7 separate regions of the Mus musculus genome follow, and all the other regions are linked to region 6. Evidence: chromatin loops called from intact Hi-C (ENCODE). Cell type or tissue: left cerebral cortex. All regions are shown on one strand.

Region 1 (4,000 bases), 96 kb before region 6:
GGAGGGAACTGGCAGCGCCGTGTTGGAGGAGGGGGAGCCGGGAACCGACCTGGACAGATTCCTGCCCCTCCTCATCCTCCCCCAGGGGAGGTGAGGGAGCTGAGAAAGACTGGCAGGACCCCTTTCCTACAGACCTGACCTCCCTCCCATTCCCCAGATAAGACAACCGAGGCGAAGGCACCCGGCCCCTCACTGCAGGGAGCTGACCGAAGGGTTGGGGGTGGAGTCCTAAGAGCTCTCAGCACCCCACTTCCACCTGCCCTCTGGCCTCAGTTTCTCTGGTGGTGGAGTGTGGCTCCCCAGGGCACAGAGCTGGCTGCCTAGCCTCACCCAGGTAGAGAGAACCCGACAGCCTTTCACACCAGATATTGACTTGAATTCTCTGAAGGCAGCTGGAGGGAAGATGTGAAGGCTGGGGCTGAAGCGTTGGAGAAGGGGTGGACAGTCATAGCGGCCACGGAGGTCTGGAGAGCCAGGGACAGGACACAGCCACGACTCTCTCAGACATGGCAGGAAATCTTCCCTGGTCCCCAGAACTCATCTCCACTCCTCCTCGGCATGCTGCCCTGGGGTTGGTGCCAGCACCAGGCCTGTCACCCACAGGCCCTGGGGACCTGCCAGCCGCCTGTTTACCAGACACGCCAGCCCCCAGTCACAGCCGGGCCTCGGAGAAGGGAGTGGGGGAGGGATGACAGATGGCGGAGGTGCCTTTCTAACCAGAGTCGGAGACAGTTGAGGAACAAGAGAAAGCCCTCAACCCCAGAATCCCCCAGTCCCCACTATGTACAGGAACACAGGAACACCCTGGCCAACCTCAGATCAAAATGGCTCCAGACCTAATAGCCTGTCATTTGTACTGACAGCTCAATCACCCTTGTGGCAGCTTCCTGAGGGAAGAGGTCTCCAGCAAGCAGCAGGAGACCCACCATCTGAGTAGAACTTCTGGGGTGCTCAAAATAGGTCAGGATCAAAGACTAGGAGAAGGCAGGCACCCCCAGAGCCTGCCTGATGGGGTGGAGTTTTTCTTGATTGTTTCCTTTATGTCTAGGGGTAGACCCAGGGCCTTGCACCCTGAGCTACAGCACCACCAGACAACTGTGTTTCACCTCTTGCTCTGCCTCATAAGGGCCTCCAGTCCCTCTCCTGCCTTCAAGCAACTGCAACATCTTCCAAAGTTCTGGCCTCAACTTCTGAGGTCTAACCGGATGGCACCAGGGTCTGCACTGCAGTCCCCAGAAGGCCAGGATGGGCCTGGAACCCACTTTGGTTTTCTTGGGGGTCCAGTGCTCATGGTCTTGTGTACTCCCCTTGTATGTGTGCAGCAGTCAGAACAACCTCAGGGGTTGGTCCTTGCCTTCCGGCTGGGACTGATGAAACACTACGGATGAAAACCAAGTTGAGGGGGAAAGGGTTCCACGTCCGTGACTTCTGCTTCCACGTCCTTAGTTTGTCCTGGAAGGAAGTCAGGACAGAAACTCAAACAGGGCAGGCACCCAGGGCAGGAGCTGAAGCAGAAGCCTTGAAGGAGTGCTGCTTACTGGCTTGCTGGGCGTGGCTTGCTCTCTTAGGAAACCCAGGACCACCAGCCCAGGGTTGGCTCCACCCACACATGTGCCCAGCCCGCCCACATCAATCACCAAATAAGGAAATTCTCTTCTGGCTTGCTGCCAGAGTGTCAAGTTGACATAAAACTAGCCAGGGCTGTGGTGGCACACGCCTTTAATCCCAGTACTCAGGAGGCAGAGGCAGGCGGATTTCTGATTTCGAGGCCAGCCTGGTCTATAGAGTGAATTCCAGGACAGCCAGGGCTACACAGAGAAACCCTGTCTCTAAAAACAAAACGAAACACAACACACTAGCCAGCTCACCTTCCACGTGTTTTGAGACGGGGTCTTGCTCCCTGCAGCGAATGCCCAGGCTGGTCAGTCCTTGAACCTCCTGGGCTCCTCGCCACTTCCCATCTCTCTAAAGAATACTGAGATTATAGATGCGCTACTACTGTGTGGGCTCTGGGGGTTCAAAATCCTCATGCCTTGGCCCTGCATGGCAAGCACTTGCCCCCTAAATCATCTCCCTCCCTCCCCTCCCCTGTTGAGAAGGGGATTCCCAGGCTAGCCTCCCTCTCGATGGCGGCTAGCTAAGGACGCCTTTGAACTTCTCTCTCCTTCTTCTACTTCCCAGAGTGATAGGACTGAGGCCTGTGCCACCCAACCAGTTTATCCAAGTCTGGAGACCCAGCTCAGGGCTTCATGCGTGCTAGGCAAGCCCTGAGCCCGGTAGGGATGATCAGCCCGGTGGGGATGAGTCCTTCTCCAGTCCCTTAATCCACTTTTGACTTTAGAGACAGCCTCCTAGCTCCAGCCTGAATGAACCAGGCTATTCCCACACGTGGGTGTTCTCTGCTGGATTGTGCTGTGAGCACAATTCCCAGGAAATGTTTCCAGGAACTGTACAGCAGGGCCTTGTGGGCACAGGAAAGAGGAAGCTAATCACAGGACAGGATGCAGCAGGGTGGGGCTTGGAGGGCGTGGTGTTGCCAGGTCATGGTGATGAGGACACACAGGGGCTGTGTGTGTGCGCGTGAGGACACACACACACGCGCACGCACACACACACACACACACGCACACGTGCATGCACAAGAGTGTGGAGGGAGGGGACACCTTCTCTTGTCCTCCACCTTAGTTTTGAGACCAGATCTTTCACTGAACCCAGTGCTCACCAGTTGGCCAGACTGACCGACAGAGCCCAGGGATGGACCTGCCTCCCTCCCTGCCACAGTTGGGGACTGTGTGTGGCCACACACAGCTTTTTAAAATGTGACTCTAGGGTTCCAAACTCAAGTCAGTCTACTTATTAACAACAGGGCCCTTACCAACTGAGCCATCTCCTCGGCCTCAGTCAGGGGTTCCTGAGGGTCAGAACTCTGTGTGTGTGTGTGTGTGTGTGTGTGGTGTAGTGTGTACATGTGTGGTGTGTGTGTACAGTTTGTGTATGTGTGGAATGTATGTGGTATATGTACGTGTAAGGGGTGTATGTGTACTGTGTATCTAGTTTGTGAGTGGGGGTATGTGTGGGAAGGATGTGGTTGTAGGGTGTGTGTATGTGTAGTGTAGGTGTGTGTAGTGTATGTGTGGTGTGTAGTTTGTGTGTGTGGGATATGCATGGGATGTATGTGGTATGTAATATGTGTGTGGTGTGTGGGCATGTGTGTAGTGTGTATATATGTGTGGTGTGTGTCTAGTTTGTGTGTGGGGGCATGTGTGGGATATATGTGGTAGGTAGTTGTGTGTGTGTGTGTGTGATATGTGTGAGTATAGTGTATATGTGTGTGGTGTGTAGTGTGTGCGTAGTGTGGAATGTATGTGGTGTGTGTGAAGGGTGTATTGTAGTGTGTGTGGTGTGTGTATAGTTTGTGTGTGGAGGTATGTGTGGGATATATGTGGTGTGTAGTGTGTATAGTATGTGTGTATAGTGTGTATGTGTAGTATGTGTGTATAGTGTGTATGTGTAGTATGTGTGTGTGTGTGTGTAGTATGTGTGTATAGTGTGTATGTGTAGTATGTGTATGTATAGTATGTGTGTGTGTGTGTGTGTGTGTGTGTGTGTGTGTGTGTAGTATGTGTGTGTATGTATAATGTGTGTGTCTGTTGTGTCCGGCCAGCAGATCACAGCCTGGGTTCTAGCCTGGAAAGGCATTTTGGAAACCTGGAAGAGAAGAAGGGCTAGGCAACGAGAGAAAGAGATGCAGCTAAGACAGGCATTCTGATCAAAGCTCAAATTTACTGTTCTGCACGCAGTTATGAAGCAGGGGAAGGGGCCCGATTCCCACCAAATAATCTCAGAGTCCAGTAGCAGGGTGACCACGAGTATGGCTCCAAGCAGCAAAGCAGCAGGTTCCAGCAGTGGGCGTGGCAGAACGATTGATCGGGAAGCTCCACCCCTGAGCAAGCAGGTTTCAGGCTGGGGGAGGGGAGACTACATGTGTCCACATGCTATT
Region 2 (4,000 bases), 120 kb before region 6:
GTGTGAATTATGTGTTTGTGGGGTGATGCTAACTGTGATACACATGAAGGGAAGAGCTAAGGAGAGATGGAGTTGGAAGAGTTAACTGGAAAAGCAGGGTGAGGTTAGGAGTGTTCCAGAAGTGAAAACCACACCCGCACATGTGCAAAGGCCTGGAGGCTGGAGGAGTCCAGGCAAAGGAGCACGGAGGACTTGAAAGAGCTCCAGCAAGGCTGAGGCAGGGAGGGGAGGAGCAGAGGAGGGGAGACGGAGAGGAGGGGAGGTCAGGGGCAGCTGCCTACAAGGTCCACTAGCTTCCACAGTGTGGGCAGGGAGCCCCAGCCACTGCCCAGGTGAGGGGCTTTGCTGCTTCAGGGAAGGATGTTAGGCAGAGGTGAGGAACAGCAGCTGCCCCCCACCCCCACCCCACCCCACCCGCCTCTGAGAAGGACAGCCTAGTTTTAATCTAGTTTTCCCTCTGTATGTTGGGTCCCAACAGGACAAAGCCAAACAGCCCGAGAACCTGCCAACTGGAGGTTCTGGAACACTCTCTGCGTGGTCTTCCCGAGCAAGTCTTCTAGGTTGGAACCTCTGGCAGGAGCAGAGGCCATGACTTGAACCCAGACCTGTCATCGGTAGTGCTCCCAACTGCAGTCATCCCTTAACAGCTGGCCAGGTTCCAGGTCCCTTTCTCCTTCCAGCCTCTGTTTACCCAGCTTGCACAATCAGCTCATAAGTCTACAATTTTTTTCTTTTTTACTCTGAAATTAATGGCCTCTTCTTTAGTTATTATTGAAACCCACACAACCGGCTGACTTCTGACCTCCTGGGGTTGGATAAGCTATCTGCAGGCTCACCCTTGGAGAATCTCCCCTTTCTCAGCAGCCACTGGTTGTCTGTGGCTCCCTTGTCGGGGTGGGACCTCGTGAGACCCCGCCTCCTAGTGTGCTGGTCTGTCAGATGATGGCGTCATCATGAAGGTCTTGTTTAGGTGAGCATACTGTTGAGATTTCATGGGTTCAGCTTCCTTGTCATTCATTCATAGAAAACACAATCCCCCAGTAGAGGCCCTGCTCTCTGGCCCTTACAATCTCTCTGCTCTTCCTCAGTTTCCCCTGAGTGTTAGATTGTAGGAGTCGTGCTGTAGATGTATCAGTTGAGGCTAAGGCACTTATTCTCTAGATTTTGACTGTTTTGTTTGTTTTTGTTTTGAGACAGAGACTCACTGTGCAGCCCTGGCAGGCCTTGAACACACAACTATCCTCTTGCCCCCAGAGAGCTGGAATTAAAAATGCTCCCACCTCAACTAAATTTACACACGCACACACACCCTTTTTCTCTCTGCTTCTTTCTCTGTCTCTTTCCTTCTCCCTCTTTCTCTCTGTCTCTTGAACTCCCAGCAATTCTCCTGCCTCGGGAGTACTGGGTGGGGTCAGAGGCAGGAGACAAGGCACCTCACAAGGCTGTGCAGACTTGTGGAGCATCTGCTATGAAGCAAATCCGGGAGTCAGAGTCCCCCAGGGACAAAAAGGCCCTGCCCAAGGTCAGGCAGCCAGCGTCGCATCTGAACCTAGAACCGCAGGTGCGCGCTCTCCTCTAGCCGCCCCCCCTCGGGGGTGGCATCGTCCCAGCTGTGCGGCCTGGCGGCCCCGGCCCTGACGTCAGGCGCGGCCAGCGGAGCCTGGTTCTGCACAAACACGTCTCGGGCCAGGGCTCCGGGGGCGGCGATGACTCAGGGCCCGAGGCCGCCGGGCGGGAAGCGGAAAGTTTTGAGCCTCTGACATCAGCGGCCGCGCAGGAAGGCGGCTCCGGGAAGGCGGCCTGGCTCGCAGCCCGCCCTAGGGCGCGGGGGTGGAGGGGACCGGGACGCAGGTGTCCCCGGCCCGGCCTCGGCCGTGGAGCCGCTCCACCCGCCCGCGCCGCAGAGCGCTCCGGAGGCACCGCATCCATCCTGCTGCGTCCCTGCATTTTAATTACCGCCGCATTAATATTCATGAGCCGGGACTCGAGGGGGACCGCGGGCTGTCATCTCCTCGCCCGCCCGCGCACCCCCGCGCCCCTCTTCCTCGCTGAGTCGTGGGCTTCATCCCCCGCCACCCTCCCCCGCCCCCACCGCGCGCCAACAGTTGGCGCTCAGCGGAGCAAGGGTGTGAGTGTGCGCAGGAGTGTGAGCTGCCGTGCGGGGAGCTGCAGAGTGTGGGTGTGCCTGTGTGCTGCAGGCGAGTGTGCCTGGCTCTGTGTGGCCCGTGTGTGGTGTGCAGATGTGTCTGTGTGCACCAGCACCTGGACTGTGACCCTGTGTAGAGGTCAGAGTGCTGGGGCATTGTGTCTATACATAGGAGGTAGGGTGCTGGGGCAGTTGTCCATACCCAGGGGCCAAGTGCAATGGAGAATTTCTATAGGGAGACATGTCTGCGTGCATTGCTGATTATACAGTGAGAGCATAACTATGTGCACGCATGTGTGTGCTGTGGACTTGGTATCTGTGTTCATATGTGTGTGTCCTTATACATGGATTTGTGTGCTGTGGGCATGTGTCCATGTACACTGATATGTGTGCTGTTGGCATGTTTCTGTGTACATCAGTGTGCACCGTGGTAGTATGTCCATGTGCACAGTCTGAGTATGTGTTTCTGGGCCTTCCTGACATCTGCATGATCTTGCAGAAGAGCCAAAGCTGCCCAGGTCAGGAGAGCGTGAGTGTGCGCATGTGCAACTGTGTGCATGCGCAACTGTGCCCTTCCGGGAGACTGAGCCTTGTCCACAGTCACCTGGCAGATAGGTCTGTGACACAGTGTGGTCAGAGACCACAGTTGGCCAGCTCAACATCCTGGACAGGTCCTTACCATGAGCTGTCCTACCGGATCTGTGCAGTGTCTGCTGTGGTCTCATTTGCCGATGGAGAAACTGAGGCAGTCAGTCCAGGAAATGTCTGAACTCTGGCCCCTATCTTTAACAGTACCCCCACGGTGCCACCATGTTGTCACAAAATGGCCTCATCTTGCAGTCTGGGTGTAAGCTCCTTGAGTGGCAAGCACCTCAGTGGCTGTTTCCCTCCTGAGGAAGGCTTGCAGGCCAAAGCCTTGTCTAGGTGCCACTGCTCCCTTTCTTATTTCCCCAGCTTCTAAGCCTGACTGCCTGAAGCCAACTATTCAGCAGGCAGCACAAAGTGCCTAGGTCAGGCCAGGGGTCAGCTCTTCAGTCACCTGCCTTCCCTTCCATTAATCCATCTATCCGCCCACATACCATCTATCCACCTATCACCCATCCTATCCATCCATCCATCCATCCACTCTTCCAGCCATCCATCCATCCATCCATCCATCCATCCATCCATCCATTCTTCTATCCATCCATCCATCCACCCACCCACCCATCCTAGCCTTTCATCCATCCATCTATCCTATCCTTCCTTCCATCCATCCATCCATCCATCCATCCACTCTTCCATCCATCTATCCATCCATCCATTCTTCTATCTATCCATCCATCCATCCATCCATCCATCCATCCATCCATCCATTCTTCTATCCATCCATCCATCCATCCATCCATCCATCCATCCATCCATTCTTCTATCCATCCATCCATCCATCCATCCATCCATCCATCCATCCATCCATTCTTCTATCCATCCATCCATCCATCCACCCACCCATCCTAGCCTTTCATCCATCCATCTATCCTATCCTTCCTTCCTTCCATCCATCCATCCACCCACCCATCCATCCATCCTTCCATCCATCAATCTATCTTTCCATGCTTAACTGTCTCCTCTGACATAGTTCAGGAGAGTACTGGGACTCAGTCAGTCTCTTCCTACTGCGATGCTTTAATTCCCTTAGGTAAATGAGGGGCATGGGCAGACAGAACAGGGTCCCTGAGAAGTTAACTCAGCTCAGCCACACAGCCCTGTGAAATTTTGTGAAAGCAACATTCTGCTCATGTCCCAAGAACCCTCAATTCAAGCCCCTGCTCTTCTTGGTGACCAAGGAAGTAACAAGACTTGCCCCTGGGAAGC
Region 3 (4,000 bases), 61 kb before region 6:
GCAACGGGCTCGCGGGGGGAGGGGCCGCGCCGCGGCGGCTGCTATTTCTGCTGCTTCCTGTTCCTTGCGGCCACGTCGCCATGGCAACGGAGTTACTCAGCTCGGCCGCCTCTCGGCTCGGCTGGTGCGCGTGACCCCGGCCGCTCGCGCCCCCTCGTCCCCCTCCCGCACCCTCCCCGGTGCCCGCGGCCGGCAGGGAGGCAGATTGATGGGCGACGCTTATTAAAACACAGTGGAAGCGTTTCCGTTTTTATGACGCTGACGAGGCAGCGTTATTTACTGTTATTGTTCGCCCTGGCCGCCCGGGAGCTCACCTTCGGCCAGTCCCAGGACGGCGCGTGGCACCCCGGGGTCCCACCTATTCTCAGAGCCCCTTCTCCCGCGACAGCCGTGGAGAGGGGCCGCACAGGCCCAGGGGCTCATGCTTGAAGGAGAAAAAGGCGACAAAAATAAATAAATAAAAGAGAAGCAGATGACTTCATTCTCGGGAAGGCCAATTTCCTGGGGACGCTGGTGGAAACAGCCCCCGAGCCGCTGAATGCTCTCAATACTAAGCCAGATGGAGACCAGAAAATCCTCAGCCCTTCCTGAACGTGTGACCCCCCAGGCTAGGCAGCCAGGCAGTAAGAATTCGGCCACCCAGTAGGGTTTAGCTTCCTAGATTCCGCAGCATTTGTCCTGAACCTTCCCACTTAGCCTCCCCTCCCTGAGAGGGTGAGTAACCGGCTCAAGGTCACACAGCCCAGTCCCTGAGTTTTCTGCTTGAGGTTTCTGCAAGGAGGAAGCCAGCGAGTACTGTGGAGCCAGAGGGACAGCAATTCGACCCAGGGCTCTTTGAAGCCTGACTCGGCTTCGAGGCGAATAAAGATTAACTCAGCACGTGTAAGCCTTGCTGTGCGGTCCTCTGCACATCCTGTATGGGGTGCCCTTCACGGGAGGGGGGTGTCTACTGGGATCAGAGAGCTCGGAAGGAGGCCCCCACTCCAGTCCCCTGCTACGATGTTAATCTCACCAGGCTAATTAAAGTTTACAGTCCTGCCCATATCCACCTCCAAACTCCCAGGTCGTTATTAGCCCAAATGCAAACAGTTATGACTCTGGTCCTGGACAGAGAGGCTGGAAAGAGGGATGGAGGAGATGGCCTCGGGCACAGGAAGTGGACGTTTAATAATAATAATAATAATAAATATTTGCACGTACAAACAGCTCGAATGAATGGCCCAGAATGGCCCAGGTTGTTTTTTCCTGTGTGCCGGGAGGAGCCTAAGGCCTCCAGCAAAGAGAGCCCTCTGCCTTCAGACCACATCCAGCCCTCAGCCTTGGCTCAGAAACAGAAGTCAGGGTCGTCCTAGGTCTGCTACAGGGTTTTAGTTCGATTCCATTGCCCTTTCAAGGTCAGAGCTTTGGGCCCGGGCCTCCTGGTCATTTCTTGGTAATTAACAAGGGCTCCTTCAGCCCCACGAACACCTCAGACTCTCCACACACAACGCACGGGTGGTTCCTAAGTCGCCTGGACCATCACAGAGTGATCTTCAGGGCTGCTGGGAATCAGCCTTGAAGAAAAGGCTCCCAGAAAGACTTAGTGCCCTTGCTGATGATAGTCTAGAGTAGGGCAGGCTGGGGGAAGAGTGTGTGTGCAGTTCCTCATGCCTGGAAATCAGTGTGCACCCCATAAACTCACCCCCCTCCCCGGGGAACAGGCTGCATGCAGCAGCAGGTACTAGCAGGGAAGGTGCTAGCCACACCTGTGGGCAGTTTGACACATGAGCAAGCTTAAGACCCCCAAGGGACAGACTGCTTTACTCAGAGGGACACCTCAAGAGAGACCCCAGAGCTTGACTCTCCTCATGACAATTGTTTCTTCTGGGATACATTCTTTCCCACCAGAAGTTCAGAGGCTGAGGTTGGGTGAGCAGAGGAGCCAGGGACACTGAAGCTTCTAAATGGACCCTCCCTCCACTGAACAGTTTTCCCTGTCAAGAACGCTGTGTGTTGAAGGAAGATGGCTCCTGCGGAAGGTGGTCTGAGGAACAGGGTACAGGAAAAGTTTCTGCGCTGCGTGTCCCTCAGCCTTGCTGTCATGAGCTGCATGTGCCCCCAAAGGGATGTCTGTGTTAATCTCAGAAGGCTTCAAACATGGCCTCATTTGGTAAAAAGAGTCTTTGCAGACCTATTTAAGGTTCTGGAGCATCCTGAATTAGCCAGGTGGGGCCTAAATGCCATCGCAAATGTCTTTGTAAGAAACGGGATGCTGGCTGGAGATGGCTCAGCAGTTTAGAGCACTGGCTGTTCATGCACAGCACCAGGATGTGAGTCCCAGCCCCGCCTTGGAGATTCACAACCTGCTGTTAAGTCCAGTCTCAGGGTATCTGATACCCTCTTCTGAGCTCTCTGGGCACCACACACACACACACACACACACACATGCATACAAGGAAAACACTCACACATAAAATAAAATCAATGTCAGATGAAAGGAGATGGGCCAGTGAGATGACTCAGTAGGTGAGGTAGCTGGCCACCAAGACTGGCAAGCCATGTTTCACCTGGGACACACATGGCAGAAAGGGAGAGATGACTCCCACAGACTGCCATCTGACTTCTGCACACGTCCACAAGCGCTGTGATGTGTGCACACAAAAAATAAATACATGGGGGAACAAGAGCAAATTCAGACTCAGGCAGAGAGGGAAGTGACACAGAGCCACAAGCCACTGAGCACCCGAAGCCCTCACATACCAGAGGCAGCAAAGAAAGCCCCTCTCCAAAGCCTGAAGAGGGAGCACAGCTCTCCTGACACCCATTGCCCATGTCCAGCCTCCAGAGCTGCGAGGACATGTGTGCTGTTAAATCCACAAAGCCTAACACCAATCCGGAGATGGTGGTGGGGTGTGGGGATGGGCTGATGGCCGCATGGTGATGGTGGTGGTGGTGATCATGATGGTTGTGATGATGATGATAGTGGTGGGCAGTGATGGTGGGGTGACAGCTATGATGGTGATGATGGTGGTGAGTGATGGTGGTGTGAATGCTGGTGTCCTGGTGGCGGTGGGTGTTGTGGTGGTGATATTAATGAAGGTGTTTGCGACGGTGATGGTAATGCTTGCGTGGTTATTTTAGTTTTCTAGAGCTAATTCTAGAAACCATGACCAAGTGGAGGCCCCAGCAGGATGGTCCCAGGCCTTGCTCCTTGCTCTAGCTCTCGATGATGTCCTCCATCTACATGGACAGGGCTGCCTGTTGCTTGTGTCTTCACCACCTCCTCCCTTTGGGAAGGTCCACCCCTGTGTCCAATACTCCCATATGTATGAGGACAGTGGTCTTGGTTGGGACCTACCAGAGTGACTCATTTTAACTCTGGAAAGACTTACTTCCAAATAAGGCTCCTGAAGTGCCAGCGTCAGGACTGGGTCCTCCACAGGGCCACCATTCTTGCCAGTTCAGCGATATTGGATCCTTGAGGCCCTGAGGATGAGAGCCACAGGGATTTGCAGATTGTCTTGGCTGTGGACCCCAAGTTCCTACAAATGCTATGTGGGGTGCAGTGGTCGATGCCCACAGCTCTCTGGAGGTCAGCGAGACTGTACTGAAGGGTAAGGGTGGGGCCATGCCTTCTCCTCAGAGCTCACTTGCCAGCTGTAAGGCTCCTGGCAGCCTCTGCTCTCCTGGCCTCGGGTTGAAACCTGCTTGTATGGACTCTTGTCCAGGCTGCAGAGGGCAGAAGTTGGCGCTGGTCAGGCCAGGTGGCAGGGAGTCAGGGCAGAGGAGAGGGAGGAGGGTGGTAACACGGCCACCTTCCCATCCCTCCCTCCTACCTGCCTCCTCTGGTTGGTCATGGTCACGTGTGATCCCTTGCTGTTTTTACACACTGCAGTGCCTGTCCTTGGCTCCTCCCAGCTGCCAGCAGCTACCCTGAGGGTAGAGCCTGGTGATCTGCCAGCCTGGTCCTCCAGAAGTGCAAAGGGAAAATGGACCATTTGATTGACCGTACTTCCCTCCT
Region 4 (4,000 bases), 91 kb after region 6:
CCCATGTGAGTTCTGAGAACTGAACCTGGGTCCTCTGCAAGAGGTGTCTCCCCAGCCCTCCAGTGCCCAGCTTTTCCCTGATGCTGAGGGTAGATCACATGTCCTCGTGTTTGTGAGGCAAGGCTTATGGACTGAGCCATGTCTCCAGCCTGCATGCTTTCTGCTTTAGGCACTGTGGTGGTTTGTATATGCTTGGCCCAGGGAATGGCACTATTAGGAGGTGTGGCCTTGTTGAAGTAGGTGTGGCCCTGTTGGAGTGGGTGTGTCACTGTGGGTGTGGGCTTAACACCCTCACCCTAGCTGCCTAGAAGTCAGTCTTCCACTAGCAGCCTTCAGATGAAGAGGTAGAACTCTCAGCTCTGCCTACACCATACGTGCCAGGATGCTGCAATGTTCCCTCCTACCTTGATGATAATGGACTGAACCTCTGAACCTGTAAGCCTGTCCCAATTAAATGTTGTCCTTATGAGAGTTGTCTTGATCATGGTGTCTAAGACAGGCACCCATGTGTATGACGGGACTTACCTTTGCAGTCGTCACCGGCATGTTTAGGTGACCAGCAGCACTGCCCTGGTACTGTGGGGCATCTCAAGTGAAATAAGGGATTCCTGAACACGGCACTAGGACCGTGTCGGAGGACCTACTCACCGAGAAACCCAGTGACCAGCAGATAGGCACCATACACACAGCTCAGATACACTGGACACCCAGATGACTCAAGTCCTGGGGACTAGGCAGAGGATAGCTTGAGAATCGGTCAAATCCCTTCCAAGTTCAAACTCACAGATTGTTTCCTGAACATTCCACCTAACATTTTCATACCAAATTTAACTGTAGACAACTGTGAAGCTCAGAGAGCAAAGTTATCAATAAGGGATATTATTGCCAAAGTGTAGGTGACCTTCCGTGGCCTCTGTGAATGCAAAGAAATGGGTCCAGGGGAAGAGAAGTCATTTGTATGTTGTTGTTGTTTTGTTTTGTTTTTAGGAAGGGTCTCACTCTGTAGTCCTGTCTGGCCTGGAGCTCACTATAGAGACCAGGTTGGCTTCACACTTGCAGCAATCCTCCTGCCTCTGCCTCAAAATGCTGGGATTACAAGCATGAGTCTCCACAGCTAACAGCACATGATTCTAGAGACAGAATTCCTCCTTGAGACCCTGACCCTGATCATGTGTTTTCCTTTTCCATCCCAGAAGACTGGCCATGTGTGTGTTCCTGCCTGCGCCCCCCACCCCGCCATTTTTGAAGAGTTCCCAACAGTTCAGGGTCATAGAGTTCCCCAGCCCCCATGGGCCCCACTCATCAACAGCTTGCCTGGGGTGGGGACAGGGGAGAGTCATCTAGTCCTCTGTGTGTGTGTGTGTGTGTGTGTGTGTGTGTGTGTGTGTGTGTGTGAGATCCCCTGTGTGAGATCCCCCCGTGTGTGATTCCCTGTGTGTGTGTGATCCTTCTGTGTGTATGTATGTGATCTTCCTCTGTGTGTGTGTGTGTGTGTGTGTATGTGCTCGAGATTCCCCTGTCCCCATCCCCCATTTCTCCAGACCCTGCTCCCACCACCCAGATTAGCCCTGAGCCTGAACCTGACAGCACCTTCTCCCAGTTACCCTGCACTCTGCTTCCTATGCCTGTGGCTAGGCCACCCTCACATCCTCCTTAGGTGGTTCTGTGCCTGGCCATTTCCTACAAAAGGAAGGGAAGGCTGGAGTCACCTGCTCACACCAGCCAATGAGCACGTGGTATCAGGGTCAGCACCCCCTCGGTTTCAGCCAGGACCCCATTGCCAGCCTCAGTTTTCCTCTCTGTAGGTGTAGATGATGAGGCCTCCTTTTCAAGTTGGTTCTCCATATTGATCCCTCCCTCCCTGGAGAGGCTCTGTGTCTGCCCCTGGCTGGAAAAGCAACCTTGATCTGAGATCAGGCTAATCCCTTCCTCCGGTTTCCCCAGAAAAAGGGGAGTGTGAAGTTGGAAGCAGAACCGAGCTATGTCACTCCCTATTCTTCAGGGGCTGAGGGTTCTGCCCACCTGTCAGCACAGGGCCCAGCAGGCCACCGATAATGGAAGAAGGCGGGGCCTTCCATCTCCTTGTTCTTCCTACTCAGTCCTGGGGATGTGTGTGTGCATGTAGTGTATGTATGTATGTATGTATGTATGTATGTATGTGTGTGTCTTTGTGCATGTATTACTGTGTCTTTGAGTGTGTCTGAATGTATGTATTTGTGTGTGTGTGTGTGTGTGTGTGTGTGTGTGTGTGTGTGTTTAAATTCCAGCCGCAGAGCTGTGCATTCCCATCCGGGCCTCCTGCCTCCTCCCACCTCCTCACTGGTGGCTGTCTCACGACAGACATTTTTAGTGGTGACAGCTGGCCTTGTGGAACTCAGCTGAGTACGGGAATGAAGTTTTTTTCTTTCTTTCTTTTTTTTTTTTTTTTTTTAAAGAACGAGGCAAACCACGGCCACTTTAAATAGCTGTGCAGAGAGGAAAGGCGAGGCAGGAAGGCGCGGGCCGAGCTTCTTAGTGGAGGGGAAACCGAGGCCAGATCGAGGGGGCAGACGACCCTGCCTTGCCACAGCTTGTGAATGGCAGGGCTGCAATCCAAACCTGCGTGGGCAGATCCCCATCAGCCACCTTCCGGCTGAGCTCACCAGCACTACAGCCACCCCTGAGCACCAGGAGAAGGGACTGACTGATGCCGGGTCCCCGGGACCCGGCTGCACCCACCTATCCTTCTGCAGGTTGGGCCTGGCCTCCAGGTGCCAGGCATCCTAGGTGGACCGCCCTCATGGCTGCTCCTCCCCCCTCACCAGACTCAGATCCTGTCACTTTTGTCCCCTCTGAAGCTGTGAGTGGTTGACAACTCGGTTATCCACGTGCTACCCTCACAAATGGTCCCACAGCATCCACCCTGTTCCTTGGCAACAGACACATTGCCAGCATCTGGTGGAGCTGGGATGACCTAGGTTCAAGTCCTGCCTCTTCCACCTAAGAGCCTCTAGCTGCAGCTCTGTGAAGCTGGAATCTGAGTGGGTGGGTGGGTGGGGCTGCGGGTCGCGCATGCTCAATGCTGGAACCACCTTGCATGGGGGGGGGGGCAAAAGTAGCAACCGTGTGTGTGTGTGTGTGTGTGTGTGTGTGTGTGTGTGTGTGTGCCACGCGCGCGAGTGCATGCATGTTCTGCTCCACCCCCATCCAAGCTGTATTTCTGGACCTGAATCCCTTCACATGTACCACTCCTAAGAGGACCAACAAAGCCTTGGGAGGCATTTAGGCTGGGAGTAGGGTGCCAGTGCACTTGTTCCTTCTTGTTCTAGTGTCACTACAGGTCATTGCTCCCCTCTCACACACCCCTGTGCCCCCCAGACACTGTGATGTAACCACACACAAACACACACATACACACACACACACCCCAGTATCCCTCTCCCCCAAGTGGTGCATCAGGGGTGTAGACCAGGGAGCCCTCCCTCAGCAGAATACCACCCTGTGTCAGAGAAAAGCAGTAGGACACCTAACAGGAAGAGTGAACACAGCACGACTGTCCCCATCCTGGGTTACCCCGGTGCAGGTGCCAACATGCACCTCTGTATGTCTCCCCCACGGGACCCCCTGTATATCTAGATTGACTTTTGGAACATCCTCTGAGCAGACTTTTTTGTGATACTGAAGCTCAGAGAGGTGAGTACACTTGCTCAAGGCCACACAGCAGTGAGTGTAGGGTCTGGAATTCTGAATCCCATTTGTATCCTGTTATTAAGAACTCCTCAGCCCTAGGGGAATTACTTGGTGCTTAAAGTGCTCACCATGCAAGATCAAAGTTTGGATTCCCAAAACCCATGTATATGCTGGGTGGGCCTCGCAGCCTGCCTGTAATTCCAGTGTGCAAAGGTGGAGGAGACCAGATACCTGGATCTCTGAGTTTCACTGAGAGACCCTCCCTCAATGAACAAAGTGCATAAGCCATCACTGAAGAGTCCCATCATTAACCCTGGGCCTCCAAATGTGT
Region 5 (4,000 bases), 210 kb before region 6:
ATGGCAACCCGTGCAACCAAGCACTTAACTGCGAGGACTTGAGCCAAGCACGGCGCCGATTCCACACACCAACCTTGCAGTGGCTGCTTTCCTTATCTCAGAGGGGAAACTGAGGACTGGAAAGTGATGTACGGGCGCGAGTGAAGATACGTCTTGCCAGCCTCCACCAACGTGGCTTCCTCCAACCCAATCCGTGGTCACCAGAGTCCCTGCCCAGGTCTGATCGGTGAACCTCCATGGGACGTGCACGTGGGCCAGGGCCAGGCCCAGGTCACTTGACGACGGGGCCTCACCGCTTCAGGCAGTTGGGGTGAGCACCTCCCTCCTCCCTGGCCGCGTCCCTCGCGATACTTACCTGGGTCGGGGCTCCAGGGACCCGAGAGAAAAGGACGGGTTGAGAAGGAGGCTGGCAAAGACCGTAGCCCACAGCAGCCGCCACCACTCTACCGGACCAGACACCTCGCGGCCTCTGCCTTTGTCCGCACACGTCACTTCCCCGAGCCTGGAGGGGGCTGGACTCAAGATCGCTCCGCCCCGAGGCCAGTTCACTCCGCCCCAAGACTAGCTCATCCCTCTCCACAGACAGATAGCCCCTCCCCAGGGCCAGATCGCCGCGTCCCACAGGCAGCTCACGTCCAGATCGTCCCTCCCCCACAGCCAACTCCGCCCTCTCCAGGGCCTGCTCACACCTCTCCACGCCCCCACAGCCAACCCCGCTCCACGGCCTGCTCACTCGACACGCCCAGAACTTCTCTCCGCGCGACTAACTCGCCCCTCCCCACGCCCAGCTCGCCCAAACACAAGACCAGCTAGTTCCGCCCCACGGCCAATTCGCCCCTCCCCATCGCTACCTCGCTTGTCCCCGAGGCCAGTTCACCCCGCCCCCTGGCCAGATCGCCGCACTCCAAGGTTTGATCGCCCTATTCTTCGGCCAGATCGCCTTTTCCTTCGGGATCCTAACCCAGTTTTTTGCCTACGCGCAGGGACTTCATGATGAAGGATCCACAGCTGATATCTCACACACTTGAGGGTGTAGCTCTTTTAAGACAAGAGTCCAACTGAGTTCTGGCCGTAAACTTCAGGATCCTTCTGCATCATCGACGTGGTTGCTGGGGTTACAGGCACGCGCCTCCATGCGCCACAAGGCTGGATTCTTAAAAACCAACATCATGAGAGTTTTCCACCCTAAAAGGAGAATTAAGCCGGGCGTTGTTGGCGCACGCCTTTAATCTCAGCACTCGGGAGGCAGAGGCAGGCGGATTTCGAGGCCAACCTGGTCTACAAAGTGAGTTCCAGGACAGCCAGGGCTATACAGAGAAACCCTGTCGGGGGGGGGGGGGGAGGAGGATTAAAAGCCATTGTTGCTCAAATCCACCCATGCCCACTAGTATATTAAAATAATATATCAACCCAGGAAAGAGAACAGGAAAGAAAGGCTTTGACAGAGGTAAGGATTGCCAGGCCAAATAAAGCAGAAATCTAGAAGTTTGCCCTCCTGAGGACCGCCCTTCCCTATCCACTCAGACAATCTGCACCGGGTCTTGAAGGAAAGATGAGCTTGCTGCATGCAAACCCCCTCTAACCGCCTCGGAGTTCTAAGTTGCCTCTTCTAACTGGTGGATGTAATGATTCAGCTACAATACTCTGAGGGTTAAATTTGTGGGATTTGCGAGTTTAGGCTAGAGTCTAGTGGGGCTTGCAGGCAATGAAGGTTATCATAATAAGTATTTTTGCCTTAAGCTCACCTCTGTTGGCTGACACACCGGCTGTTAGACATACTTGTCATGCCTCCTGGGCTCTGCATTACAGTAGGTGCTTAAAGTTGTGTTTTGCTTTTACTTATTCTTTTTTTTTTTTTTTTCCTTTTCTGGATCAGTGCCTTGCTAGGTAACCCAGGATGGCCTGAAACTCACAGTGATCCTCCTGCCTTTGAAATGCTGGGATTGAAAGAATGCACTACCACACCTAATGTGTATTTACACATTAATACTGAAAGCAATAGAGGCTTAGGAGGCGGAAAAATCCTACCCCCAATTGAGTCCCCACCCCAAATCTGTGCACCTAATAGTTGATAGCTACTCTGGGTTATTCTAGGTATTACCTGGTTTCAATAGTTCAAAGAGCTATTCACCACCCCAAAGTGGTGAATACTTGTAATCCCAGCACCTGGGAAGTGGAGGCCGGAAGACAAGGAATTAAAGGTTATCTTTTGCCGCACAATGAACTTAACACCAGCCTACACTACCAGAGACCTAGTCTCAAAAACAAAAGCCAAGGAGCTGAAAAGATGACTTGTGACTCAGCAGTTAAGAGTGCTTGTTGGGGCTTTAGAGATGGCTCAGTGGTTGAGGGCACTGGCTGCTCTTCCAAAGAACCTATATTCAAATCCCAGCAACCACATGGCAGCTCACAACTGTCTGTAACTCAAAGATCTCACACCCTCACACAGACATATGTGCAGGCAAAATGCCAAAGCACATGAACATAAAAACAAAAATAAATTATCTTAAGAAAGGAAGGAAGGAAAGAAGGAAGAGTGCTTCCTGCTTTTACAGAGAACTAGAATTCTGTTCCCAGGCAATCTGACCCCTTCTGGACTCAAAAGACACCTGCACGTATGTATGCATGCACACATGCTTATGCACACAGAGATAAGTAAAAAGTAAAATTTCCTTTAAAATGCAAGTTTGGTCTGGTGTGGTGACTCACACCTTTAATCCCAGCACTCAGGGGGCAGGGGCAGGAGGATCTCTGTGAGCTCAAGCCCTGCCTAATCTATAGAATGAGTTCCAGGACAGCCAAAGCTACACAGTGAGACATGGTCTCAAAAAAGCCAAAATTATTAATAATAAGAAGGAGAAGGAAGAGGAGGAGGAGGCTTGAGGAAACTGTTCACAAAAGCTGGCTCAGCCCTTAAGAGTACAAACTGCTCTTCCAGAAGATCTGAGCTCAGTCCCTAGCGCACATGTTGGGTGTCTTTACAACCCCTGTAACTCCAGCTCCAGCGGATCCTGCTAAGGCCTGGGTAACTGCTGCCCGTCTAGCCAGATATTTTATGCTGTTATTACTGCTATAAAGAAAACTTCTCATGTGTTGTTTCTAGGAATCTTTCTCATTCCCAAGTTGATTGCATATTCTGGTATGTCCTGAGCTTTGGTACTATTAAAAACCAGTCAGTTTGAACAGCTTTGTACAGCTAGCCACAATAAGCTTGGACCTAAATCAACCACCCAGCAGCACTTCCTGCATCTATGTATAAACGTTTATGGGTTTTGCTTTTATAAGCTGCCCCTGGGATGGACCCCGACATAAGAGAGACGCCTGCACCAATATAAGAAGCTACTTGGAATAAGACTTCCATTTTGAGTAGGGGTGAGTAAAGTTCCTGAGACCTCCCTGGGAACTGACATCTTACTTGGCAGAAAGAGTCCTGTACATGGGTAAATGATATCCTGGTTGGCAAGTTAAGACATGAATGTCAGGCAAGGTAAGTCACCAGCACAGTTAAACACCCCGACAAATGAGGACAGGATAAATGTACAGCAAAGACGTGCTCCTAAGGAAGTTCCCTATTCCTAAATCCTGACTGATGAAATAACTTGGCACAAACATTCATGGATTTCATGCTTAAAAGCTCTGTAGGATTCTGGCTTGGGGTCACAGTCAGCTCCTGAGTCTGGTTTGAGGCCCCGATCGATCCATCAGTCCTGTGATGAATACTCAATTAACTATCCCTACCTGACTGAGATCAGTGTTTGTGTGGTTTGTGGGGTGACTCCTGGACCCCAACAGATCCAGTGTCCACTTCTGGCTTCCTGCACTGAGCATGCACATGCTTACACACAGATACCCACAGAGTCATCTTAAATAATGATACAACGGTGATGTAGCTCAGTTGGCAGCGTGATCGCCTGGCATGTATGATGTCCTGTGTTTGATACCCCAGTCCCACATAAAGCCAGCGGTAGCTGGACGTTGTTACAGTCTCGGTATTTAGGAG
Region 6 (4,000 bases):
TTGCTGTGTAATCATGAAGTCCTGAGTTTGAATCCCAGGCACCCACATGAGAGCCAGGAGCAGCAACGCCTGTCAGTGACTTTAGTCTCTGAGCTAGTCAGTGAGCCTCAGTGAGAGCCCTTGCCTGAAAAGACAAGGTGGAGGATGACTGGGGCAGATACCTCTGTGTAAAGGCATGTGCACATGTGCCCTTGAACACATATGTGTATACACACACACACACACGCACACGCACACCGCACATGCACACGCACATGCAAAGGTCAGCTTCCACCCAATTTCCAGGTAAGCAAGGAAATAGTTGGGGTGAGAAGGCTCCGGAAGGGGAGTGGGGAAGAAACCAGTCAAATGGACAAGGGAAGGGTGGTCTCAAGCAGCTATGTCACACAGCTCTCCGAAGCTGGGTTCTTCAGACGGACAAGTCTATGGCTGCCTCCTGGAAAGTGAGCTACCCTTCTTGACTCTTTGTTGGCCAGCAGGGCTGGGGCTGGGGCAGAGGACTGACAAGAAGTGGTGGTCAATAACCCAGGGGTGAGAATGGGCTCTGGGGCTGGTGACATCGGCTCAGGATGACCTTCCAAGCCAAAGCAGAGGCTGGCACTGGGTGCCACAGATGCCCCACAGGAAGCTGCCACCTGTCACCCTGTTGGGGTCTTCATTAGGATAAGAAAGAAACAGAACTGTGGGGTGGGAGGTAGTTACAGGACTGTCAGAGCTTATGACACTGGAAGTCACGGAGAAGCTGTTCAACCAAGACCCCCCTGGCTCACTGGGCTTGGAAGGTCTCAGGTTAGCTATTCCAGCACCTTCTCTATCTCTCAGACTCCCTTCCATCTTCATCCCACGGCCTGGGAGAGGAGGCCTGGGTGGCTCCGGTCTGAGCACTCTCAAGCCTTGCTCAGTTCCTTGCCTCAGTTTCCCCATCATAGATTGCCAATAACAACAACACTTGCTAGGGGTGTTGTAGGGACTGCAGAGATCTTTGTGGGGTGATCACAGTCAGGAGCCAGTTCCAGTGTGAGCTACTCCTTCCTCCCCCCGCCCCGCCCCCCAGGCACTTTGCATCTTCCCAGCCCAAGGGTGGCATCTCCTGGGTGTTGTATAAGAAGCCCCAGCCCCACAGGGCTGAGGATGGCTGGCTGCCTATCAGATGAGACATCTGCGTGTTTCAGGCCTATAGCTGCCCGAGATCCCTGCCTCTGTCTGGCTTCTTAAACCACAGAGCAAGGAATTTGATATTTCCTTGTAAGGGCTATGGGCTTTTGTGGTTCCTGTCCTCCTTGGGCATACAGTCTGATTGTGAGTCAGGAACCCAGAGGCTGCAGCAGGAGGGCTGGGGCAGGAGATACTTTCCAGAGAAGATGCTCAGAGGAGGGGCAGGGGAGACAGAGGGTAGCAGAAACTGCTGGAGGCACCCAGGAGCTCACTGTGGGTCAGGGCAGACCCTTACATGAGCTCACTCATGGGGAGACCTTGGGTTGGATAATCAAGGGGAACCACTGCTTGCAAAATCCCTGTCACCTGTGAAGACATAGAACAGGTTCTACCATCACCACCCCCATTTTACATATGAAGAAACTGAGGTTCAGGGAGGACAGCAGCACCCCTCTAGTCCTGCAGCTTTGGTCTATCTCTAGAGAAACCTAGGACCAGCCTGCGTGAGGCCTGTCCAGATCTGGAAGGAAGGGACTAGGGACCAGGGGTAGGAGTTGGGATGGAGGAGCTGAAGGGGTGGGCAGCAAAACCAAAGCCAAATCCTATTAGTACTAGGCAGAGAGATGGAGGAATGTGGGTGAGGACAGGGTCAGTCGAGGAGAGGCCTGGAACCCCTAGAGCACCGGATAGTTCCCCCTCCCTCCCAGGTGCGACCCCTCAACTTCCCGGAAGACACCACCCCCAGCTGGGCGGAGAGAAGGCCCACCGCCCCCGAGCCGCCCAATCAGAGGCACTCCCAGTCTGATGGCGGAGGCGCGGGCTGAGGGTTCCCCGGGCCTTCGGGGGAGCCCGGGGACCTGACCCCGACTCGGTGCCCCCGGCCCCCGCCCCCAGCCTCATTAGCACCGACGCCGGTTGTCTCCCCTAGCTTTCCGGTGGCTCCAGAATTTAAAGGTTAAATCCTAACCTCATCTCAGCAGTTTCTCCGGGCTTTGCCTACCCAGCGCCAGTTGCTGGTAATTATATGCATCTCCGAGCAGCCAATCAGCTGTCAGACTGACAGATACTGATCTTTTCGTTTTATTTTTAGCTCTGTGCTTCCCCCTCTAGTTGCAAAAAAAAATTCTGTTTGTTCTGAAAGCCGCTGCCTGCAGCCCTGCAGCCTGCTCTCATCTCTCCTCCAGCCAGGCGCGAGCAGGCAGCCACTGAGGATGAAGCCTCCATCCCTTCTCCAAAGCAAGGACAAAACGGCCTCTGTCCCCAGCTAAGGGCCGGCCAGGACGAAGCCCCGCTGCTGCACAGGGCCGAGGCGTCCTCGGATGCACAGCCACGGGAGAGAAGATGGCTTTGGCCTGGAGAGGTTGCGGCATGGAATGGAGACAAATCCTGTCGGTGGCGCCCGGAGGCCAGGAGAGGGGCAAAGACAAACAAATAGCGGGGCAGAGCTTCACTGAGAGTGGAGGGGCTTACACAAGCCAGTGACCCCAGAAAAGCAATCACCTCACAAAATGAACAGAAAGGGGCCTAGAAGCTGCCCCAGCTCAGTTTTGCATGGGTAGGCCATGCTAGGCACACTGGACCCTTCTAAGTCACCTGCCATGGGAAAGGCCAGCGATATGCACCCCTGGAGTCCTTTTATGGATCGTTCTAAAAGGCTGTATGGGTCTTCCAGGAGGCCCCTGGTCATACAGTAGATTTTGGAGAGGTCTGATAGACTCTACGGTTTATAGAATTTCCCCTTGTGCCTCAACACTCTGCCCCGAACTCATGCTTGGCCGTAGATAAAGAGAAGCCGGCCAGCCAGGACAGGGCCAGGATCCCATCATGACTTCTCTCTGGAGGTAGAATCCAGTTTAGGACACTGGCCACAGAGGCCTGGATTTAAGCCCAGGTCATGTTTCTCAGCTCTGGGTCCCTAAACAACCACAAGCTCTCAAAGCCACAATGTTCCCATCCATGAAGTGGGTCTCAGGCATGCCTGCACCTCTGGGAGTGACTTGAGGGTAGTAAATGGTCACTCCTGGCTCCAGCACCCCGGGCCTAGCGCCCTAAGAGTATCACCAGGTCCTCTGTTTGGTAGATGGGGAAACTGAGGTTCATCTGACTCTTATTTGGCAGATCTGGGACTAGAACCCTCCCCTCCCTTTTTGGCTTCCTATTCTCTGACACCACAGATGGTGTGCTGAGAAGGCTGAGGAAAAGCGAGGAGAAGGGAATTAGGAGACCCAGCGAGATGGCGGGAGGCAGGAACACCCGGATCAATTACTTGCGCTATAAATTCTGCTGTTTTGCAAAGTGAGCACACAACCAGAGAAGCAGGGATCCCGATAGGACCTGGATTGAGCCGAGCATGCAGCACCCCAGCTGCCGATGAAAAGGATGAGCTGCAGGCTGGGGTGCTGCAGAGGTCAAGGGCCCACAAGTGGGGAGCTGAGGAGAGAATGCAGTTGAGCTCTTGGGAGAGTCAGCCTTTCTGCCGTCCCTAGCGGCTCTCTTCTCTATGCTGCTGGGTGGGAAGCCTGCCCTTTACTCCTGGCCCTGGACTTGGTTCAGAAGAGAGTCTCAACATGCCCATCCATAAAATGGGGTCATGAGGGCATCTCTTCCTGGGGCCAGTGGGAGGGGTCAGTGAAGTGTAAGGTGTGGGTGGCTTTGCGGGGGGGCCTGCACACACAGCAAATAGACTTGCTGCCGTTATGGTTGCTACTAGGAAGATAACCATGGGCTGGGTTGGGGGGCTGGTTTCAGGCAGATGGAAGTGCACTTAGCTATTGAAAGTGGGGAGGGGCTGGGGTGCAGCTTGGTGGATAGAGTGCTTGTCCTGGGGTCGATCCACAGCACCAAA
Region 7 (4,000 bases), 200 kb before region 6:
AAAAATCCCAGGACAGGCCGAGCACTGTGGCACCCCCCCCCATAGCATCAGGTTCAAGCCTCCTTTGGCTTCTCCCATCAGAGGTAGCCTCTGGGAATCCAGCCCCTCCCTCCAACCCCCGCGGATTCTTGGCATCCTCTGGAATTTCCAAGGTGGGCTACCTGGCCCTCCTACTTTAGAGAAAAGGGACCCATTGGCGGTTGGAGCAGAAGTAGGACCACGACAGGGATCAGCTTTGTGGTATAGCAGAAACAGTCACAGGGAGGTAGTTTTAAAACCCAGGACTTCTCTGGAGGCAACCGTCAGGCACTGGGGAGCCTGTGGTTGCCATGGAGACAGGGCTCTGTCTAGCCTTGCCAGCCAGAGGAAGGAGAGAGGGTGGGGGCGTGTTAGTATGCCCCTCCCTGGGGGCGGGGACAGGGAACTCACTCTGCTCTCTCTCTTTCTCTCTCTCTTCTAGTCCGGCAGAATATCTTTCCGAGTGAGCAGACGGCTTTGCCAGCTGTATCTGTGTCAGAACGGGTGCTCGGGAGTGTTGGGAGATGGTTGGACAGTCTGCCCAGAGCCCTTTATCCCAGGGTCCAAGACACTGTGGCCGGCTCCTCATTCTGGACCTGCCCCCGCGTGTGAGGCTCTGTGGGTAGAGGAAGCAGAAGGGTTGTGGTCTAGGTCCTCCAGCTACAAACTGTACGTGGGTCTGGAACTCAGGGCCAAAAAGCTATAGGCCCCCCTCTCCCCATCAGGTCAGCTCAGGAACCTCAGCTCTACCTTTCTGAGGACTCCTCCGTGAGCAGCCACCTACCCTTCATCTCCAGGGCCACCATCCCAAGGCCACGGGGAGGCCTCAGAACCTTCCTGGACACCCCTAACAATGTGGATCAGGTGGGCAAATGGCCCCATCCCTGGAACCAGAAGCTGGTGAGCAGCCCAGGGCGGGCAGCCCGCCAGCAGAAGCACCAGCCCTCAGTGACTCTGTAGGGGACCCTCTCTGTTGAGTCACCATGGGGTTTATGGCTTGGATTTGTGTGGCCTGGCCTCCTCAGCGTGGAGCCAAGGGGGAGGAGGCCCTTGAGCCAGGCTAGTGAGTGGGTGGGCTGTGCTTCAGCCTAGGACAGCTGTAATGTGGAGCCACCTGCCCCCCCACCCCCGCCTGCCCCTGCTCCCTGTCTCCTCCCTGGGGTCCCCTCAGCAGTGCCATGCCAGGCATCTTTCTCCCTCTAGGAATCCTTTCTGCCCAGTTTGGTGCTGCAGTCTGTCCTGAAGCAAGGCCGCCCTAAGGGCTACCAGCTGCTCCTGCCGTCCACCACAAACCGGCAGCAGGCTCACAGGTGAATGCCTGCCAGAGCTCCCCCCAGCTCAGGAGTGTACCCATGCCAGGCAATGAAGAGAGTGCTTCTTCACCCCACAAATAAACACACCTCCCAGGTGGCTGGGATGGATCACTAGGTCTCCCAGTAAAAGCCACTCTAGGTGCCTGATTGGGGACCACTTGGGGTTCCTGGGTAAGGGAGATTGGGGTGGGCTCACAGCTGGGATGAAGCTGATGACAGCTGGATATTGGGGGTGGGGAGTCAGGGCACCCCAGGGGCTCAGCTTGTCCCAGGGAATGCTTGTGCAAGGGGTGGACCACTCACGACACAACCTCAACCTAAATCAACCCGTGCCTGAAGCAGAGCCTCAGCCATAACCTCAGCCTAGGAGAGTGGATAAACAACTTCTTGTCTTTAGCGCCAGAGTTTTTCTCTGTCCACCTTTTAGTACATGATATGGGTATCCAGACCCCAGCCCAGGAAAAAGATTCCTGTGTATGGGTAATCCTTAGTTCTCTTACCTGCTCCGGTGTTCAAATCCACATGGGGAAGTGGCCTGAGTCACCGTGGCAGGCCTCCTAGAATTTATCTACTGTATTAACATAGATACTGCCTTACACCTGGGTGTCCCCCATTACTCCATGTCCGAACCCCTGGGGGAACCCCTCCTTCTTTGGAGTTTCACTTTGTTCTTGCGCTCTGGCCAGGTCTTTATCGCCACCTGCTGGCCCTTGAAGAAACGTCTCGGACTCGGTGCGGAGTGGAGTGTAACGGGGAGGACGGAATGCTAAAGCTGGGGGTTTGGGTTGGACTGGGCCGGTCATTTTAGGGACCAGATGGGCTGGGGATGATGAAGGGCTGACCCGGCATGCGACGCGATGCATCAACGTCATCAGCGCTGGGCTGGAACGGGGCTCGGTCCCTTTCTGAGCTTTCAGGCTGTGACCCAAGACGTGGAATCCCTGTTTCTCTGGAGTGCTGCGCGCCGTGCGTGCCGGGTCTGCCTGTTTCCCCGGCCGCCTGCAGCGCCGCACCGCACCGCGCGGGGGCAGTGTTGGCCTGGCTTTGCGCCGCGAAACTTCAGCTCTCGGCCGGTATCGTTGTCAGAAACTTTCCCCTAGGCAGTGCTCACTGTGATGGGTTTGGCGCGTCCCACTGTGGGAATCCAGTCTCCAACCTGCAACCCTGAGACCTGGCCTTCACGGAGAGTCTGGGAACACACAGAGCAGACCACGCAAGGAGAAAAACTTGGACGTTGAAGTAGAACACACACTGCATACCACATACACCATAGAGATCCCACACATAGAACACCTCAGGCACAGAAACAGGACACGAGGAGACATACTTGCACGTGCTCAAATGCGCGCGTGCACACACACATACACCACAGAGACCCCACACACAGGATAGCACATACACAGCCACCACCTGGAGATCCCACACACAGGGAGAACACACAGACACACCATACCACACTAATAGAGACCCCACACACATAGAAAACCATACTACAGATGTTCACAACAGATACTGCCCAGGTACATAACACATAGTAAACATACTATATATATATATATATATATATATATATATATATATACACCATGTACAGACCCCACACATGGAGAGGCACATACTACACACACACATACACAGAAGACAACACATACCACATAGTCCATATTTATGGAGACACACCACAGATATGCATGGACACGGAGAGACACACATGTGACACATACACATGGAAAAACACAGATACAAAGAGCTACCCACAAACATACCACATAAACAGACAGCACATTGACACATATGACCATACAGATGGCAAACAGACATCATCCCACATGGAGGAGACGAGCGTGCACACACACACAGAGCCCATTACACACACAGAGATAACACACTTCAGAACATGTGTTGCACATTGAAGCATGGACCTCTGGAGTACCGGGTCCCAGAGAACTTGTGGTGCACGCCTTTAATCCCAGCATTCGGGAGGCAGAGGCAGGCGGATTTCTGAGTTCCAGGCCAGCCTGGTCTACAAAGTGAGCTCCAGGACAGCCAGGGCTATACAGAGAAACCCTGTCTCAAAAAACCAAAAAACAAAAACAAAAAAAAAAAAACAAAAAAAACCCCCAGAGAACTCCCAAGGTGGTATCTGCCTGCAGCCACAACATCGACGTTCATGTGACGCCTGAACTTAGGTGACCAAGAAGGCTCTGGGAATGCTGAGGCTGGGGAAAGACCCCTTTCCGGTGACCTCGGTCCTGGGTTTTTTTGTCTCTCAGAGTGGTCCCATTCTCCTTCCCAGAGTCCACACTGAACGTTTTTGTCTGGATGGTTGAGCAGGGTCTCATAGGGAGCTTTGGCTGATCTGTGACTTGTTTTGTAGACCTGGAACTCAGAGACCTGCCTGCCTTGCCCACCTCAGGGTTAGGATTAAAGTGACTGCCTCAGGCACAGGGGAGCTAGGGGAAAATCCTAGCTCTGGGTCTGTTCCCAGTAGCATAGCGGGTATCTTATCTGTGAGTTGTGTGCTTTGGGGTCAGTCTGTTCCTCTCCCCTTGTGAGGCCTTCCCATCTCTCTCATCTCCCTGATCACCATCACAGACTATGTCCCTTGGGCCAAGTCGAGTGGAGAAGGGGAACTAGGCTTATTGGGGTGACAGATGGGGGGTGTCTCC

The links. Hi-C counts contacts between places; a loop is a spot of excess contacts. Peaks named below come from ENCODE experiments on the same cell type or tissue, not always from the same donor. Only the 100,000 strongest peaks of a DNase experiment are listed, where the experiment ranks them.
Region 1: it touches region 6 in a loop (2.9-fold over the local background); 5 of 42 quality-filtered maps call a loop at or near these places.
Region 2: it touches region 6 in a loop (4-fold over the local background); 13 of 42 quality-filtered maps call a loop at or near these places.
Region 3: a loop joins it to region 6, with 3 times the contacts of the local background. A loop is called at or near these places in 10 of 42 quality-filtered maps.
Region 4: a loop joins it to region 6, with 2.1 times the contacts of the local background. A loop is called at or near these places in 4 of 42 quality-filtered maps.
Region 5: it touches region 6 in a loop (2.8-fold over the local background); 6 of 42 quality-filtered maps call a loop at or near these places.
Region 7: a loop joins it to region 6, with 2.9 times the contacts of the local background. A loop is called at or near these places in 8 of 42 quality-filtered maps.

Annotation. Positions count from the first base shown.
Region 1 is chr2:30,688,978-30,692,977 of GRCm38, reverse strand. LOC115489511 (a long non-coding RNA gene) reads right to left here. Exons shown (of 3, transcript XR_003954019.1): 3 at 3,935-3,963. Among named protein-coding and RNA genes, the nearest start is that of Gm14486, 13 kb to the right of the region's middle. In left cerebral cortex, no CTCF peak of the experiment used is centred here; DNase peaks (open chromatin) are centred at 613, 1,617 and 2,413; H3K4me3 peaks cover 174 bases; H3K27ac peaks cover 2,805 bases.
Region 2 is chr2:30,709,893-30,713,892 of GRCm38, reverse strand. Gm14488 (a long non-coding RNA gene) reads left to right here. Exons shown (of 4, transcript XR_866106.3): 4 at 479-746. Among named protein-coding and RNA genes, the nearest start is that of Gm14488, 9.3 kb to the left of the region's middle. In left cerebral cortex, no CTCF peak of the experiment used is centred here; DNase peaks (open chromatin) are centred at 220, 1,752 and 2,166; H3K4me3 peaks cover 1,189 bases; H3K27ac peaks cover 3,456 bases.
Region 3 is chr2:30,654,632-30,658,631 of GRCm38, reverse strand. 9330198N18Rik (a long non-coding RNA gene) reads right to left here. Exons shown (of 3, transcript XR_003954017.1): 3 at 2,434-3,465. It overlaps Gm32316 (a long non-coding RNA gene), which reads left to right and starts at 2,699. Exons shown (of 4, transcript XR_866104.3): 1 at 2,699-4,000. Gm14486 (predicted gene 14486) reads left to right here. Exons shown (of 4, transcript NR_136917.1): 4 at 1-468. In left cerebral cortex, no CTCF peak of the experiment used is centred here; DNase peaks (open chromatin) are centred at 609, 763, 2,106, 3,904 and 1 more place; H3K4me3 peaks cover 503 bases; H3K27ac peaks cover 3,855 bases.
Region 4 is chr2:30,502,491-30,506,490 of GRCm38, reverse strand. No RefSeq gene overlaps it. Among named protein-coding and RNA genes, the nearest start is that of Gm39781, 6.7 kb to the right of the region's middle. In left cerebral cortex, no CTCF peak of the experiment used is centred here; DNase peaks (open chromatin) are centred at 1,656 and 2,342; H3K27ac peaks cover 1,137 bases.
Region 5 is chr2:30,804,439-30,808,438 of GRCm38, reverse strand. It overlaps Ntmt1 (N-terminal Xaa-Pro-Lys N-methyltransferase 1), which reads right to left and starts at 471. Exons shown (of 4, transcript NM_170592.3): 1 at 356-471. In left cerebral cortex, no CTCF peak of the experiment used is centred here; DNase peaks (open chromatin) are centred at 658 and 2,395; H3K4me3 peaks cover 1,371 bases; H3K27ac peaks cover 941 bases.
Region 6 is chr2:30,593,197-30,597,196 of GRCm38, reverse strand. It overlaps Cstad (CSA-conditional, T cell activation-dependent protein), which reads right to left and starts at 2,153. Exons shown (of 2, transcript NM_030137.2): 1 at 2,123-2,153. The coding sequence starts at 2,127. In left cerebral cortex, a CTCF peak has its summit at 2,258; DNase peaks (open chromatin) are centred at 1,945, 2,247 and 3,382; H3K4me3 peaks cover 1,574 bases; H3K27ac peaks cover 3,173 bases.
Region 7 is chr2:30,793,027-30,797,026 of GRCm38, reverse strand. It overlaps 1700001O22Rik (RIKEN cDNA 1700001O22 gene), which reads left to right. Exons shown (of 7, transcript NM_198000.3): 5 at 461-626; 6 at 744-882; 7 at 1,222-1,464. The coding sequence ends at 1,332. Among named protein-coding and RNA genes, the nearest start is that of 1700001O22Rik, 6.7 kb to the left of the region's middle. In left cerebral cortex, CTCF peaks have their summits at 2,073 (motif pointing left) and 2,305; DNase peaks (open chromatin) are centred at 374, 2,063 and 2,336; H3K4me3 peaks cover 577 bases; H3K27ac peaks cover 1,657 bases.